Linked DNA regions of Homo sapiens: region 2 is linked to region 1. A link is a contact called in ENCODE Hi-C or POLR2A ChIA-PET data. All regions are on one chromosome and are shown on one strand. Each heading gives the region's core, a stretch centred on a gene start or an enhancer-like site at or near the end of the contact. The rest is flanking DNA. Distances are from core to core; before and after follow the strand shown. Region 1 overlaps MAP4K3-DT (MAP4K3 divergent transcript). Region 2 overlaps MAP4K3-DT (MAP4K3 divergent transcript).

Evidence for each region. A loop is a pair of places that touch in the nucleus more often than their neighbours do. ChIA-PET counts read pairs that join two places held with the same protein, here RNA polymerase II (POLR2A). Pooled maps may share reads with other maps.
Region 2: a loop to region 1 is called in a map of PC-9, with 11 times the contacts of the local background. The contact joins two enhancer-like sites. A Hi-C loop is called at or near these places in 2 of 168 maps with a recorded cell type or tissue (HepG2 and PC-9), 1 of 37 single-sample maps with no recorded cell type and 9 of 50 pooled maps. POLR2A ChIA-PET finds 5 or more read pairs at or near these places in 5 of 52 experiments (GM12878, H1, HepG2 and 2 more).

What each region holds. Positions count from the first base shown.
Region 1 is chr2:39,493,010-39,498,607 of GRCh38, reverse strand. All of the region lies in intron 3 of MAP4K3-DT (MAP4K3 divergent transcript), which reads right to left. Among named protein-coding and RNA genes, the nearest start is that of MAP4K3-DT, 58 kb to the right of the region's middle. Within about 2 kb of position 3,672, at least 6 of the 41 ENCODE cell types and tissues checked have a DNase peak (open chromatin) inside an H3K27ac peak, as active enhancers do.
Region 2 is chr2:39,544,595-39,550,461 of GRCh38, reverse strand. All of the region lies in intron 5 of MAP4K3-DT (MAP4K3 divergent transcript), which reads right to left. Among named protein-coding and RNA genes, the nearest start is that of MAP4K3-DT, 110 kb to the right of the region's middle. Within about 2 kb of position 2,486, at least 3 of the 41 ENCODE cell types and tissues checked have a DNase peak (open chromatin) inside an H3K27ac peak, as active enhancers do.

The sequences.
Region 1 (5,598 bases), core at 2,423-4,922:
AACTCGTCATTTACATTAGGTATATCTCCTAATGCTATCCCTCCCCCCTCCCCCCACCCCACAACAGGCCCCGGTGTGTGATGTTTCCCTTCCTGTGCCCAAGTGTTCTCATTGTTCAATTCCCACCTATGAGTGAGAACACACGGTGTTTGGTTGTTTGTCCTTGCGATAGTTTGCTGAGAATGATGGTTTCCAACTTCATCCGTGTCCCTATAAACGACATTAACTCATCCTTTTTTATGGCTGCATAGTATTCCATGGTGTATATGTGCCACATTTTCTTAATCCAGTCTATCATTGATGGACATTTGGGTTGGTTCCAAGTCTTTGCTATTGTGAGTAGTGCTGCAATAAACATGAGTGTGCATGTGTCTTTATAGCAGCATGATTTATAGTCATTTGGGTATATACCCAGTAATGGGATGGCTGGGTCAAATGGAATTTCTAGTTCTAGATCCCTGAGGAATCGCCACACTGTCTTCCACAATGGTCGAACTAGTTTACAGTCCCACCAACAGTGTAAAAGTGTTCCTATTTCTCCACATCCTCTCCAGCACCTATTGTTTCCTGACTTATTAATGATCGCCATTCTAACTGGTGTGAGATGGTATCTCATTGTGGTTTTGATTTGCATTTCTCTGATGGCCAGTGATGATGAGCATTTTTTCATGTGTCTGTTGGCTCCATAAATGCCTTCTTCTGAGACGTGTCTGTTCATATCCTTCGGCCACTTGTTGATGGGGTTGTTTGTTTCTTGTAAATTTGTTTGAGTTCTTTGGGCTTTACAACTTTCAAAGTGAATTGGATTTTTACCGTAAGCAAAATAGAACAGAGGGTTTATCTCAACCAGAAACAAATGGAGTGTGTAAAATTCAGTCTCTCTCTTCAGCCCCATGCTACTGACTTCTGAATAGCATTCCAGCTGTATTTATCTGGGGCTTGGGAAATTTTCTTGGTTCCTGGGAAGAAAGTTAACTAAAACATATGACATCTCTGGCAGCAGTCACAATTTCACACAAAAAGTTTCTTGCAATAACTTCACATATTGCTTCCCCTGGTGGAATCACTATCTCTAGGGAAAGCTTGGGTCTAAAATGACAACTATATTGAATGAAAGTGAGAGCTGAATGCTAGATCCACCAGCTTGTATCTCTCTAGGAGAAATCTTCATCTTAAAATCACTTTTTATGGATGATGTTATGACAGAGACAAGTCCTAGATTTTTTTCTTTTCCTGCTTTTAAAACATAAAAATTGTAAAACTTCTCAAGTAGCCAGACGTGGTGACGCATCTGTAGTCCCAGTTACTCAAGAGGCTGAGGCAGGAGGTTTGAGCTCAGAGGTTCAAATCCAGCTTGGGCAACATAGTGAGACCCCCCCAACACACACCAATCTCAAAACAAACAAAAAGCCTTCTCAAGTAAAAAAATAAGCAAATACTGTTACTACTCCAGCTACTCAACAGTGCTCCCTGTAGATGAAATACTACAGAGTGTTTGCTATTTACAGGAAATTGGAGGTGGGGTGGTTACTGGAAAGTGGGTTGGCAGAGATTGGTGGTTATGTGATTTAATCCTGAAATAGACTGGTTATGAGAATCAATGTCTTCAAATTTCAAATACTGTCTTGCTTTTGCTTTTGTATATATATACACACATATATACATATAAATATATATACACACACACACACAAAAGCAAAAGCAAAACAGTTATTAGCTATCCTTCCTAGAGATAGCTAGCAAGGACAGCTAATCAACTCTTTCAACATTTCAAGATTAAAGGATGAGGATACCACCTGGGTTTTAATACGGAGATGGCTCAAGCCCTTTCCACTGCCATGTAAAAGATTTTTAGATCACATGTGTTGATCATTACAGTGATGAGATGGTATTAAAATGCTTGACAAATTGGTCTCCATGGCAGTGCTTGTAGTCCCAGCTACTCAGAGAGGCTGAGGCAGGAGGATAAAGTGAGCCCAGGAGTTCGAGTCCAGCCTGGGCAGCAAAGCGAGCTCCTGTCTCTAAAACAAAATACAGACTTGACAAACACCTACTGAAGGCAATATGATCATTACTTACAGAAAGGACAGGATCAGAGCTAGGAGAGTGAAGGACTAGATTTATGAAGCTTCAGTCCCTTCTTTACGGGCACTGAAGAGAAACAGTTCAAGTCCTCCAGTTGTCCCATAGGCTTTGTCATATAAGAATGGATAATTTGCTACAAGCTCGAAATGGCAAAACCAATTACCTAATGTTGCTACTGTACTGACTAATCATCTTACTCATGAAACTATCTACACCTTGCAGAGAACTTTAAGAAAACCACTGGGCATGGTGGGTCGTGCCTATAATCTCAGAATTTTGGAAGACCAAGGTGGGGGCATCCCTTGAAGCCAGGAGTTTGAGACCAGCCTAGGCAACACAGCAAGATACTGTCTCTACATAAAACAAAAAATAAGAAAAGTTAGCCAGGCATGGTGGCTATGCCTGTAGTCCTAGCTACTTGGGAGGCTGAGGCAGGAGGATCCTTGCAGTGAGCACTCCAGCCTGGGTGATGGAGCGAGACCCTGTCTCAAGAAAGAAAGAAAGAAGGGAAGAAAGGAAGAAAGGAAGGAAGGAAGGAAGAAAGGAAGAAAGGAAGGAAGGAAGAAGGAAGGAAGGAAGAAAAAGAAAGAAAGAAAGAAAGAAAGAAAGAAAGAAAGAAAGAAAGAAAGAAAGAAAGAAAAACCTTGCAGTATACATTTTCATAAGCCCAAAAGTTACTTCCTTCCATTTATTGCAAGGCTATAAGAACCCAAATGTCTGCCTGTTATGATTTTAACCAGCACTTTTCTACAAGTGAGTATGTTCAAGAACCCCTAAAAAGACTGTAATAATCAGATATCAAGCACCTATATGAGGTAGCAGGAGGAAGAAAGAGGCAGTACAAACAACAATCCACACATAATCCAGTAATGCAAGCTCTGAAATTCCAACACTTCATTTCAACTGCTTCCCCCAAAATTCCATACCATGTTCTTGCTTTTGGATAAAGTCAGTGACAAGAAACGAGATGGTCATACAGCAGCAGCAAAAATATAATCAGGAAATATAATGACTTTGTAATATCCCTGTGCGAAAGAAATAAACCTGAGTAGTGAGAGGAACATGGGTCTTGGATTAGGATATAGAACAATGTTTAAACCCTGGTTGGCCAGGTATAAGCTATGTAATAACCTTGGGCAATTCACCTAATTCCTCTGAGTCTTAATTTCCTCATTTCTTATATGTGGTAATTGTGCCTAATTGAGAAGATGCACAATAGAAATTCAATAGTAGCTCTAATTACCATGCAACAACCTTCCTGGTCCACTGTGTGGGTTTCTTTCAGGCTGTGAGTAAGTGGACATGGATTTCTGTAGCTAGTCTCTGCCAGAGGATATGAGTATTTCAAGAAGCAGGAAGGGCTGGAGGTGTGTGAAGGCTCCCCCGCTCCTGCACTTCATTTGTACACTCTCATCATCACTGGAGGAGTCTCCTGGCTGCAGTTGAGCCTTCGATGAGATGATTTGCATCACTCACATTCCAAGCTGGGTGGGGGAAGCCCAGACATTCTCGCTCTGCCCCTCAACCAGCTTGGTGCCAGATTTCCTCTCGCTTCACCCCCCCAGGAGGTCATCTAGGGAGCAGGCATCACACAGTAGCAACAGGCCTTGCGGATGATGACATCATAGGCTATTTTGCCCACTCTGTTTATCTCGCACTGAGAGGCAGGAGAGCACAGTAAGGAGCACAGGTTTTTTGGTTTGGTTTTGTGGGTTTTGTGGGGGTTTTTTGTTTTTTGTTTTTTTTTTTTTTTTTGAGATAGACTATCACTCTGTCACCCAGGCTGGAGTGCAGTGGCACGATCTCAGCTCACTGCAACCTCCACCTCCGGGATTCAGGTGATTCTCGTGCCTCAGCCTCCCAAGTAGCTGGGATTACAGGAGCACACCACCATGACTGGCTAATATTTGCATTTTTAATAGAAACAGGGTTTTGCCATATTGGCCAGGCTGGTCTCAAACTCCTGACCTCAAGTGATCCTCCTGCCTTGGCCTTGCAAAGTGCTGTGATTACAGGCGTGAGCCACTGCACCTGGCAAAGAGCACAGGTTTTGAAGTCAAACAGACCTATCTTCAAAGTATGTTTCTGTCCTGTGCCACATCTAAACCTTAATTCCCTAAGCTGTAAAAGATGATCAAATAGGCCAGGCACGGTGGCTCACACCTGTAATCCCAGCACTGTGGGAGGCCGAGGCGGGCAGATCACCTGAGGTCAGGAGTTCCAGACCAGCCTGGCCAACATGATGAAACCCCATCTCTATTAAAAATAAGAAAATTAGCCGGGCATGGTGACATATGCCTATAATCCCAGTTACTCCAGAGGTTGAGGCAGGAGAATCACTTGAACCCAAGAAGCGGAGGTTGCAGTGAGCCGAGATCATGCCACTGCACTTCAGCCTGGGTGACAAGACTGTCTGAAAAAAAAAAGGAAAATCAGGATTTCTAAGAGATATCTCTACTCTTACGTTCATTGCAGCATTATTCATGATAGCCAAGATATGAAAACAACCTAAATGTCCATCAACAGATGAATGGATGAAGAAAATATGGTATACATATACAACAGAATATTATGCAGCCTTCAAAACAAAAGGAAATCCTGTCATTTACAACATGAATGAACCTGAAGAACATTAAGCTAAGTAAACTAAGCGAGACACAGAAAAACAAATACTGTGTTGATTTCACTTATATGTAAAAACTAAAGTAGTCAAACTTAGAACAGCAGAGAGTGGAATGTTGGTTGCCATGAGCTGGAGGGATAGAGGAATGGGGAGATATTGGAAAAGGGTTACAGAGTTTCAGTTATCCAAATGAATGAATTCTGGAGATGTATTCTACAACGATGTGACTACAATTAGCAACACTATATTATATACTTGAAATTTGCTAAGAGGGTGGATCTTAAGTGTTCTCACCACCAAAAAATAAAAAAGAAGGGAAAGAAAGGAAGGAAGAAAGAGAGAGAGAACAAAAGAAAATGGTAACTATGTGAGGTGATGGATATGTATATGATATATATGCATATTATATATATATGATTTGATATGGATATATGCATATATATGCATAATTGAAATATGTACATATTTAAAGTGTACGACATGATTTGATATGCATATATATGCATATATATCCATATATATGCATGGATATGGATATGGATATATATGCATGGATATATATGCATATCAAATCATCATGTTGTACACTTTAAATATGTACAATTTTCAATTGTCAATTATATCTCAATATGGGAAAAAGTCTTGTCATGAAGGAGATGCTTAATAAATAGTAGTTAATGTTATTATCTTTGATTGATTTGTCTTTGAATAAATTTCTGTGGCCTAAATGAGGAAGCATATTCAAGGCATATATCCAAATATTTGTAAGAGTAGAGGAATGTTCTTAATCCAAATTATATGCACCAGTATTGCTCACTTGAGTGGAAGGAAATTATAGAATGGAGTATTAACTTCCTAATGACTAGACAAAATTAGTTGAGTAAATTACC
Region 2 (5,867 bases), core at 1,237-3,736, 53 kb before region 1:
CTGGTGAGAATGTCACCTACATGCTGGAGACTGCAAGAGCAACTGGGGCCCTTGAGAAGCTTTCTTTTTTCCTTTTTTTTTTTTTTTTGAGACGGGGTCTCACTCTGTCACCCAGGCTGGAGTGCAGTAGCACAATCGTGGCTCGCTGCAGCCTCCACCTCCCAGGGCTCAAGCGCTCCTCTCGCCTCAGCTTCCTGAATAGCTGGGACTACAGGCATGCGCCACCATGCCTGGCTGATTTTTGTATTTTTTGTAGAAACGAGGTTTCACCATGTTGCCCAGACTGGTCTCAAACTCCTAGACTCAAGCGATCCACCCACCTCAGCCTCCCAAAGTGCTAGGATTACAGGCGTGAGCCACAGCACCTGGCCAAAGCTTTATTTCTATGGCATCAGGGGAAGAAGGGAACAAATAATCCTTAGGTGATGCTGGAAGCTGAGTTTCATGGGTCACTGAGAAGTTAACTGTCACACACACCTGAACATATACCATGGATCAGAAACTGGACTATGGTGAAAGATACACATGGGGTAAGACAAGGAGTTCACAAGAAACTCACAGTTCAGCAGAGAAGACAAATACACAAGCCAGCCATTAGCAGATAAGGGCTTCCAGTCCCCACCTTTTCTCCAACATAGTAAATGCTATCTTTCCCTGCCTGCTGGTGCCTCCCTGGCCATCAGGGGAGTATGCAGCTTTCCTGGACACTTCCAGGACTTTGGGTTGCAGTCCTGGAGAATGAAAAGGTAAAGACCTAAGGAGGGGGCCTGCTATGCAGGGAGATTGGGCAGATGTACCAAGAAGGAGAGGAAGGGGAGAGAAAAGACGGAAGAGTAGAAGTAGGAAAGGCTCCAGGGCACTGTGATTGGAGAGATTTGATTGGAGAGATTTGGAGAGAAGGAAGGGGTTTCAAGAAATGTTGCTAGGCATTCCAGTCTTGATTCCTTTTAAAATTGTTTTGCAACTGTAAAGGTTGGGCTTCCTTTTCGTTATTTTGTGCTACTTGAACTGTTCCTTTTTATCGTCTCTTTGTAGAGACTGGACCAGCTCGGACCTCAGAAGCAGAACTCAGCTTTCCCAATGTGTGGGCAAATTACTCACATCACTCAGCTGTGATTAAAATCAACCCACTAGATCTGAGCCCAAGTGCAAAGAATGGAGATTGAGCAGGCTCAAGTCATAGTGGTTATTTATGTAAAAATAAAAAGCCAAACAAACATTGGGAAGGCAATGCCATAATCAGTGCTATTAAATATGGGAGAATGTGCAGTGAGGGAGGCATTGTGCCAGCCAGAAAACCAGCCTGGGCTGTAAAGCAGCTTCCCAACTTCAACCAAATATGACCACCTGGAGAACTGGTTAAAGTGCAGGGCGGCTACTATTTTAAAAAATTGTTTTAACAGAAAATAAGAAGTGTTGATGAGCATGCAGAGAAGTTGGAACCCTTGTGTACTATTGATGGGAATGTAAAATAGTGTAGTTGCTATCGAAAACAGAGTGGTAGTTCCTCAAAAAATTAAACATAGAATTACCATATGATTCCTTAATTCCATTTCTGGGTATACACAAAAATTGAAAGCAGGGTCTTAAAGAGATATAATACCCATGTTTATTGCAGCACTATTCACAATAGCCAAGAGGTGGAAGCAACCCAAATGCACATCAATAGGTGAAGGGATAAACAAACTGTTGTATATACATACAATGGAATATAATTCCGTCTTTAAAAGGACAGAAATTCTGACACATGTTACAACATGGATGAACCTTGAGGATATTGTGCTAAGTGGAATAAGCCAGCCACAAAAAGACAAATACTGTATTATTTCACTTACATAGGTACCTGGAATAGTCAGATTTATAAAGACAAAGTAGAACGGTGGTTGCCAGGATCTGCAGGGAAAGGGACATGTTGTTTAGTGGGTATAGAGTTTCACTTTTGCAACATGAAAAGTGTTCTGGAGATTGGTTGCACAATAATGTGAATGTGCTTAACAATAGTGAACTATATACTTAAAATGGTTAAGATGGTAAACTTTGGTATGGGTATTTTACCACCACAAGGATTTTTAAAGCAGGTTCTGGTTTAGTAAACCTAGGATGGAGCTAAAGATCCTGCATTTCTAACCATGTGTCATCCCCGACCCCTACTGACTTCAAAAGGGACAGTACCATGTATGAGAGGCCAGTGAGTTAGACCTAGAGCCAGTGAACAAGACAGAGGGTTTATTGAGGGGACTTACATACGGGGTGGTCCAATGGTAGCAGGCTGAACAGGAGAACTGCTACTGTTTGTAAAAAGCATGCAGCTTGTGTCGCGTTTTCACTTAGCACTTTTTCCTTAGTAACCTCCACTTGGCAACCTTCATTTAACCAAAAACAAAGGGCCTCAATAATCCCCTGTATGGCCTGGGGGTTCAGATGTTCCTCATATATAAGGAATGAATCGCCAGGTTGGTCACTTCCGGATTCCTGAGCTCGGAACTCCTAACACACATTCTTCTTAGACCGTAGGGTCATTCTCATGGTATGCTTAAGTTAACTTATTGTTATCCAGTGCATCCATCATGCATCATGTTTACCTTATCCTTTCCTGTCTATATACTAGAATCATCTAGGGATGTTTTTAAAATTCTGTAGCCCAGGCTACACCCCAGACCCACTTAATTGCAGTCTCTGGGGTGGGGCCCAGGCATAGGTGGCTTTTGAAGCTCCCCAGATGGTTCCAATGTGTAGAGAAGTTTGGAAACCACTGTTATCCACTGAATTGGTTTTCACAGGTTGAATCCATCTCACTCTATTCAAATAAAGAACTAACTGAACAACCCAGAACAGGGTTCTTGATCAAGGTCACGCTTCAGAATCGCCTGATAGAGCATTTAAAATACCTGTGTTTTGACTCCGCTACTTCCCACCACCCAAGAGATTTTAATTTAATTGATCTGGAAAAAGGCTCAGGAATAAGGTAGTTTTTACAGCTTCTCAGGCAGTTCTAACAGAAAGCTACTGTCTGAGATGTTTCCATGTTAACTGAGACCTTCTGCTCAGTCTACCTCTCTGCTCTCTGATGCTAGCCCGCCTTCTCAGACTCTGCCCTGTCCCCTTCCCTGTCCTCCATATTAGTCCCAGCATCCCACACTTTGAGGTTGGTTTGATTACACAAGAATTGAGGAGTGGCTGATGATTAAAGAAGCACAATCCCATTTAATCAAGTGTATCTGGCAGGTACTAAATGCTCTTAGAAATCACAGATTTGATACTTTTGTGCCAATTAGCTTCATGCACACAAAATTCTGATCTGTGGTCACAAAACACACAGTTTACTTAAGCCTCATGAGTCATTCATTACCAAAGAAGTCAGAAAAAGGGTGATTGGTTCATACAACCTGTCCTACTGTGAGGGTGGAGTATGCAGGGAATTTTTACACTGTATACCCTAATTGTGTTTTATTCGTTCAGTCATTTAAAAATATACATTTGTTGAGAGCCTACTATGTTTCAGGCACAGTTTAAAGTGCTTGAATAAAACCAGCATGTACTCCCTCAGCTGTGAAAGTTGCCCTTTCCCAGATTAGCTTTAAAATCTAAAGACTTCACATGAAAATGGTTAAGGTGGTAAATTTCATGTTATATGTTCTTTACCACAGTGAAAATTAAACTGTAAGAAAAAAAATCGAAAGATTTGTACCTTAGATGTGAAACAAGGAATGCATTCACATTATTATCTGGATACACTTTGGGATGGTCAAAAAAATGTTAAGCATATTTACAAAGTCACTTTATGAGGTACGGGAAAATTATGGGAGCCATTGCATAATATCTGGGCTTAACAATAGCACTATAATGCAGAGCTTCAGCATTCCGGCAGCATATTAAACCATCTCTAATGTTCGACCTACAGGTTTATGCAACCTCTGGGGCACAGTGTCAGGTGGGGCTAAAAAGAAAACACACTTTATAAACATTGATTGCTTCTTGCTACATCTTGCTAATGTAATCTGTGTTGCAGATTAGAATTAGCATAATATTATATGGGTAATGCCAGACAAAAATGGCCTGAGCCACAGTGCTGTTTTTGGATTTGGTTTTATTCTTCAGGAAGTCACTTTAAGAAGAGCATAGCACGACTTAGTGTTTTCCTGCCAAGGTTGTAAGGGAGGACAAGTTCTCTGCCCTCTCCTTGTTCAAAGAATAAATTGTGAGTAATAGGCTACATCACTGCATCGTGTATGAATGCTCCTGGTCAAAGAACATTTAACAGAATTGTGTTAGGTCACGGGCTTGGTTTTGTTTTTGTTTTTTAGTTCCATTTGACCTTTCAGATCAAAACTGTGACTAACCGCAATGTGTGGGACAATTACATTACGATGTGCTATTTGTAAAGAACCTGAACTGTGGCCTTTCTAGACATATGTGCTTGCACCCACCTATACCTCTGTACAACTCTTCTAAGTATCAATTTTCTGCTGATTGCATGTTGGTCTCTCACATCTGCCATATTTTACTCTAAATCTCTTGCAGGCAGAGGCTTTGCCTGTTTAGTAGGATATATTTCATGCCTATAGAGCTGTTGGACTTCTAACAGCTCTTTCATTATTGTTTACTCACCTCCTTTAACATTGCTGAGGTCTGGTGCGTGGTGGCTCACGCCTATAATCCCAGCACTTTGGGAGGCTGAGGGGGACCGATCACTTGAGGTCAGGAGTTGAAGACCACCCTGGCCAACATAGTGAAGCCCCATCTCCACTAAAAATACAAAAATTAGCCAGGTGTGGTGGCATACACCTGTAATCCCAGCTACCCGGGAAGTGCAGGTTGCAGTGAGCCAAGATCACCCCACTGCACTCCAGCCTGGGCAACAGAGCCCGACTCCACCAAAAAAAAAAAAAAAAACCAATTTGCTTACCAAGAACTATGGAAAAGACACTCACCACTGATCCTCCAATCAACTTTGAATCCAGGGGCATCCTGGAAGGAAGGAATCCCGGCTGGGTGGGTAGGCTAGATGCTTGGGTTGCGTCTGCAGCCTTCAGTTTGGTCTAAATGTCTGAACTCTAACCCTCTCAGACTCATCAGTCCCTACTACCCACACAAATACATCCCACACTCTGATGTCAACTTGACACTCTGGCCTGGGTCTTCATCTCACTTCTCCTGGACCACCTTACACCCATCCCTCTGTCTTTTACTTCCACCCACAATCCAGAACTGAAAAACACGTTTCCTGACTAGAATATTAGTTCTCATGTTCACTCAAAATTGAAAGGGGACCCTTGGCCAAAAGACTTAAGTTCATAATTTTTCTGATGGTAGAACTAAGAGATGAAGCTGTGGTTTTGACTTTTCCCCATGGGAAGAAAAAAGAATATGGAGGTTGTTGTGCTACTGACTGATTCTGACTCTGACTCTGGAAAACCATTTTTCCCTATGAGATAGATTGGTGTCAACCACAAATACCCTTTACTGATCTCATTTTCACATTTTCCTGATTTCAGATATTTTTATCATTGCTATTGCACTTCTCCAGGTTAATTATAGAGAAAAGCGATGATTTTTTAAGTGCTTAACTCAAGGATGGTTCAAAATTTTAACTTGCAAGTACTTGAGATTAAGGCATATGGATTGCATCCTAATGAATGTGCAAGGGAACTTTATTTTGTATAACTAATATTGTTGTGTCTTTCCCAATTAGAATATCTTCATTCTTTCCTCTGAATAAGAAGATAATACTAGCTCATCATAAAAATGCAGGCAGCATAAGAACATATACAAGAAGTGAAAATTATCTACAATCCCATATCCAACAACTTCTGAGAATTTTCTTAATTGAGATATAGGTCACATACCATAAAATTCACTGTTTTAAA